Regions from separate parts of the Mus musculus genome. Here region 2 is linked to region 1. The links are chromatin loops, found by intact Hi-C in ENCODE. Cell type or tissue: left cerebral cortex. All regions are shown on one strand. Each heading gives the region's core, and the rest is flanking DNA. Links, peaks and the distances in the headings are about the cores only. Region 1 has its middle 65 kb from the start of Gm36235. Region 2 has its middle 87 kb from the start of Gm48606.

What was found. Peaks named below come from ENCODE experiments on the same cell type or tissue, not always from the same donor. Only the 100,000 strongest peaks of a DNase experiment are listed, where the experiment ranks them.
Region 2: it touches region 1 in a loop (2.2-fold over the local background); 3 of 42 quality-filtered maps call a loop at or near these places.

What each region holds. Positions count from the first base shown.
Region 1 is chr12:16,079,431-16,082,351 of GRCm38, reverse strand. No RefSeq gene overlaps it. Among named protein-coding and RNA genes, the nearest start is that of Gm36235, 65 kb to the right of the region's middle. In left cerebral cortex, for the core only: no CTCF peak of the experiment used is centred there; a DNase peak (open chromatin) is centred at 1,366.
Region 2 is chr12:16,143,678-16,146,598 of GRCm38, reverse strand. No RefSeq gene overlaps it. Among named protein-coding and RNA genes, the nearest start is that of Gm48606, 87 kb to the left of the region's middle. In left cerebral cortex, for the core only: no CTCF peak of the experiment used is centred there; DNase peaks (open chromatin) are centred at 728 and 1,175; H3K27ac peaks cover 304 bases.

The DNA of each region.
Region 1 (2,921 bases), core at 105-2,604:
CCATGAGAAGAAACCATCACTATTTAGATATTACTGGAAGTGATTGGGATACTGTTGAACTCTAGAAGTGGTTAGAGAGGAAAACCATGTGACTAGGCAAAGAATGGATGCTCTCATTATTTCCCATGATTTTTCCCCCTGATGCTTCTAAAAGATTTCATGCATGCTTTATTAATAATCAGCTGGACTTTAATAGGACAGCCTATGCTAAACTTTTAATGTTTGGAAGAGTATGAGTAGCTGCTGATTAAGTCAGAGGAAGCTCATCGCATTGTGTGCTTTGTCTGAGTACTTTGTCAGTGTTGCTGAAATTCCAGAATAAAATAAGCCTTCCTAGAGTGTGCATGTCTTGTGAGAAAAAGGGAGGAAGGAGAAAGGGAGAGGGGAGAGGATGAGTCAAAAGCAGAAAGAAACCAAACTTTGATATATGAGTTCAGATCTTAGATCTGTCAGTTATTGATCAGCAGTGTGAGTTTTTAACCTATCTAATTTTGCTTTTGTTTGCTTTTAGAATGAGGGCATATGGATTCATTTTTGTATGTTGGGATGGCTTTATAGTTATCCAGTGTAATAGTGTGAACTCTATAGTAGTGTGCTATGATCAGTAGCCCATAATAAGTGCTTGGGCATTTGCTTTGCTGTGTTTTGTTTTGTTTTGTTTTGTTTTGTTTTGTTTTGTTTTGTTTTGTTTTAGACTGAACTGTGTTACCCTTCATCCTTAGCTGGAATATTGAAACAGACAGAACATGGCAGATTATATCTTCAAGACTCATGTCAGGTTTCTCTGATGGAGTCTTACACAGAACAACAGAATGCAAACAAGTCCATAACATGGTCATAATATAATTCAATCAAGGTGACTATTGCTTCATCTTTGCCAAGTTCTACTGATAAGAAGTCCTACCTACCTGCAAGACCTTGCTCGAGGCCATACCTCCCCAGAGGTAATCTCAGAATCCTGCCTCCCACTATAGGTAGGGAGAGCTTTCTCCCAACAAAGCTCCAGAGAAAGACTGAAATTGCTCTACTGTCAGTGTGTATATGTGCTCAAGTAATTCTCGGTGCCCCTTTGGGAAGGCATAAAGAAAGCCATAAAGGATGAAGAGCCAAGTTCAGAGGCAGAAGGGTGAGGTTAAGGATAAATGTGGTTCTATAGAACTGTAAAATTTACAGGAGAAAAAGGCAACCTGGTATAGCCATAAAAACAGACAGATCCATAGAATAGAAAAGAGGACCCAGAAATAAGCTAACAAAGTTATACCCACCTAATTTGGACAAAAAGAGAAAAAATATGCAGTGGAAAAAGAAAAAGATAACCCACTCAACAAATGGTGCAGGCAAAACTGGGCACCCACCTGCAGAAGAATGAAATTAGATTCATAGCTTTCACCTTGCATAAAATAAATTAAAATGCATCGATGGCTATAAACTCAGACTAGAAATACTTCAACTGCTGAGGAAAATGTCCAGAATATTCCTCAAGACACTGAGATAAGTCTGGACTTTCTCAAGAGAAAGCCAAGGGCACTAAAACAGACTCCCAAATCAACAGATGGGATGGCATGACATTAGAATGTTTCTGTGAAGCAAAGGAAACTGCCAGTAGAGAAAAGAGTCTGTGGAATGGGAGGGAATCTTTACTAGCTCTACTTCAGATCAGGGACAAATATCCAGAATTTACAAAGAATTGTAGAAGATACATACCAAGAAAGTGAAGCTGCCAACATCAACTGGGCTAATGAATTAAATAGGCAGCTTTAAAAAAATGACCTTTCACAAAGTGGTCAACATCCTTGGTCAGCAGGGAAATGTAAATTAAATCTATTTTTGGATAGCATGTCACCCTAGTCAGAATGACTGTGATCAAGGTAGATGGAGGGGGTGTGGACAGAAATAATCCCTTATTCTCTGCTGGTTGGGAGTGTAAATTAACACAGCCATTGTGGAAATCAGTTTGGAGGTTTCTCAAGAGTTGCAAATGGAACTATCATGGACCCAGCTATTTCTTCCCAAGGTGTATATCCAGAACTCCACATTCTACCATAGGGAATATTTGCAGCTCTCTGCTTAATGCTGCTTCATTTATGATAATAAGAAAATGGAACCAGCCTAGACATTCTTTAGCCAGTGAATAGAGCCAATGAATAGATGGGCTACAGATGCAAAGTGAAATATTATCTAACTTTAAGAAAAAAATAAATCATACTACTTGCATGAGATGGAGGGACTTAGAATGTATATTAAGTGAAATGACTGGGCTTAGACCAAAAATAACTGGACATTGTCCATCATTTGTGGATCCTAGCCTGCAATGTACACGTGTATGTGCAATGGTATAAGGGTGGGCGTCCTATAAACTCTAGGAAGGAGACTAAGATAGGGTGATAATTAGGTGACAAGGAAGGACAGGAGTCAGGCAAAGGACACATAGATCTGAAACTGGATATAAAGCTTTTTTTTTTTTTTTCCTAGTTGCAAGTCCATCACAGTTTTTCTTTTCTTTTGTATAGTGGGTAAGTGAGTGAAAATGCTGTTGACAATAAAGTGTAAGAATCATTGCTTCAGAAGAGCCATTATTACCATAAGACCACCACTGAGATGCACAGTTTGGAGCTGGGCTAATGTGTGGTGGGGGATTGACCTTAAAGTAGCCCTTTCATGATTTTATTAGTAAGTTAATTAGATGAAGTGAATTTATTCTTTTTTTTTTAAAAAAAAAACATATATTTTAAAATAATAATGCTCTTAGAATGGTCAGTTTGAGAGGAAACTCCAAAAGCCTTCACTGTGCCTGCAAGGAGTGTTCGACCATAAAACGACCCTTGCATGCTCAGGCAATCTGTTGGAAGGGCCCAGTGACCTTTTCTCTTTTGTTGCCCAACTCTCCAAGTTAGTGTGAAGAGAGTATGAAGATTCACTCC
Region 2 (2,921 bases), core at 182-2,681, 64 kb before region 1:
CCAGTTGTGGTCTTTATGGATAAATGGGCTATAAATATATCTATTGAATTTTTCATAATACAGGATGGGGGGGGTAGGGATGTCCTTGGAAAAGATAATTTGGTTTCTATGAAACTAGACTCTTTAAGTGGTCCTACCAGGGACTTTGCCTAGTCACAGTGTACCTCCCATCCCTACAGGTTCCCCTCTCCCTAGAACCCTAGCATCTGGGCCAAAGGAAAGAGAGAATGCAGGATCTCTTAGGGAGAATGCCTGCCAGCCTTAAACGTGACATGTGATCGAGGGCTTCCAGCTGTAGCTCTAAGCCAAGAGTGAAATTTGCAAACACTGGACTCTTGGCCTATCTGTTTTTGGGTACTTGGAGACACTGTTATGTATGAGAACAGGGGATGTGTTGTCAACTCCATGCAAGAGCCCCCACTTCCTTCTGCTGATGCCAATCTCATGCCATCCTATGATTAGAAAAGAAAAAAGAAAAAGAAAACAAAACAAAACAGAAAAAAAAAACCCCAAAAAAACAAAAAACAAAAAAAACAAAAACCAAGAACTATTCTCAAATCAATACCAGTCTTTAAAAAAAAAAAAAAAAAAAAAAAAAAAAGGTGACAGGTGGCAAGATTCCTTGCTGTTGAGCTCCAGCCAAAACATTTGGCGCTTTTTTCTCCTGGGGGAGGAACTGGAGCAGGCTGTGACTTGGTGAGTCAGCAGTGAGGGGCGGCCGCAGAGGGAACTGTTCCTGAGCATTCTGCCTGGTGCTGAAGAGAATTAGTCAATTCTTGGAAAGAGGGAAGTGTTCAGACCGCCCTGCTCCCCACTTCCAGATCTTCCTTTTGGCCTTAGTCGGAAGACCTAGTCATCTAATGGAATTCAGTTTGTTCTGCTCGGTGTGTATGTGTCACTGTGTTTTGACTTAGCAGCGGGCCTTGGCTCCATCTCTTGCTTATTTCACCCCAGAACTGTTTTCCATAGCAACCTCAGAAATAACAGTGCATTGCAAAGAGCCCAACTTGCCCTTTTGTGAGACAGATAGGCTGCAGAGAGATAAGCATGTGACAGGGGGCTGACAGGGATGATGATGGAGACAGACAACTTTGGAGAGATGGATTATCAATAGGTTCTGATAGATTATGAAAAGGCTCTGGAAACTTTGAGAAGAACATCTCAAGCAAAGCAAAGCTTGTCCAGGAGCGCTCAGGCTTCAGGAAGAAAACTCTTCTTAAATGGCAAATGCGGAAGTGAACCACAAGAGTTGCAGAGGATGCTGAACACAAGGCTTGGATGTCTCTGGGGTTCTCCAGTGATTTGTGCAGTAGATAAGTATTAAAATATGGAAAACACCTCCTTCTGAGTACACATCCATGATGTTTAGCTCAGGGTAACTTTTTCATATTCTCTATGGTGAACTCTTTTCTAAACTACATTAATTTAAAACAAAAAAATTCACTTTTTCATATACTGACAATCTATGACGATATGGAAACATGGCTCCCAGTATTTTGGAACATTTACCACAGAAAGGTACATTTTTGTGCTTGGGACTGGGGAAAGACATACCAGTCATATATGTGATGGGTATTACTAGCAACTTGATAGGATCTACATCATTGAAGAATTGCTTTGATTAGGTTAATTGAGGTGGAAAGACTTACCTTAAAAGTGGGTGGCATCAGTCAGACATGGTAGAGCTTGTTTTTAGTTCCAGCACTCCAGAGGCATAGGCAAGAGGATCTCTGTGTTTGAGGCCAACAGGATTATATAGAGAGACTAAGTCGAAAGACTAAAAACTAAACCCAAAACACAAAGTAGGAAGCACTATTCCCTGATCTGGGCTCCTCAGCTACATTAATGTTAGAAAGCAAGCTGAACAGGGATTCATCTCCATCTGCTTCCTGACTACGGTCATGATGTGACCACCTTTACATACTATTGCTGCCATACTATTGATTTGCCTAATGTGAAGACTGTACCATGGAGCTATGAGCCCAAATAACCCCTTCCATTCCTTCTTGAAGTTCTTTTTGTTGAGAATATTTTTATCACAATAACCTAAAATGTAGACATAACAATGTCTTATCAGTGAAAACAAACAAACAAACAAACAAACACCTAAACAAACACAAACCAACAAGCAAAAAACCCAAAGGACAATTCAATATGTCTTCTTGAGAATGGTGAAGACTGAGACAATGTAGAATTGAGAGTCCCATGAGCAAACAGGGAAAAATACAATGAGAGGTGAGATTCTGCCTTCCAGAAAATTTAGTATTGCCTGCCCAATGGCATTTTGAAGTCATGATGAGCTGGGTTCAGGAGGGCTGGCATTCTCTTCAAATGTGAGAACAGCTCATTGTGTAATCATGGCAAATGGCTTTCCCAGAAAGAGAAATGAGTTTGCTTAGGTGATTCAAAGAACATTTCTGCTCAGACACACCAATAGTTTCTCAACACAAGCAAGTGTTCAGTATCAAGCCAAAATTAAAATAGATTATAGTAACGTTTCTAGGTTCAAGACATCATTAAGAAGAGAGGATACTTAGTTCAATGTCACATGGAGATAGTAGGTCTTTAATAATCCTTCATCAGTTCATTTCATTCTCATTTTGCATATGCATGGACTACAGCTCAGGAAAGTTTCTGTAAGTCCTTAAGACTCTCCCTTGAAAAGAGAACAACATTTGATGGACGGTTAGCGTAGGTACAAAGTCCTTGTTCTTCTTACTTGCACTATTGCCCTGAAAGCAGGCTTATTAAATGACCTGAGTGGATGAATAGAGAGATCTGCCCTCCAAAGTCACAAGGATGCTGCTAATTGCACAGAGAAATCCAGAGACAGTTTCCAAGTCCTTGTACAGAGGTGTGACATCATACCAAGGCTGTCCTGCCCAGGGTCTCCTGAAGTCTGCCATTCTGGCACATTGATG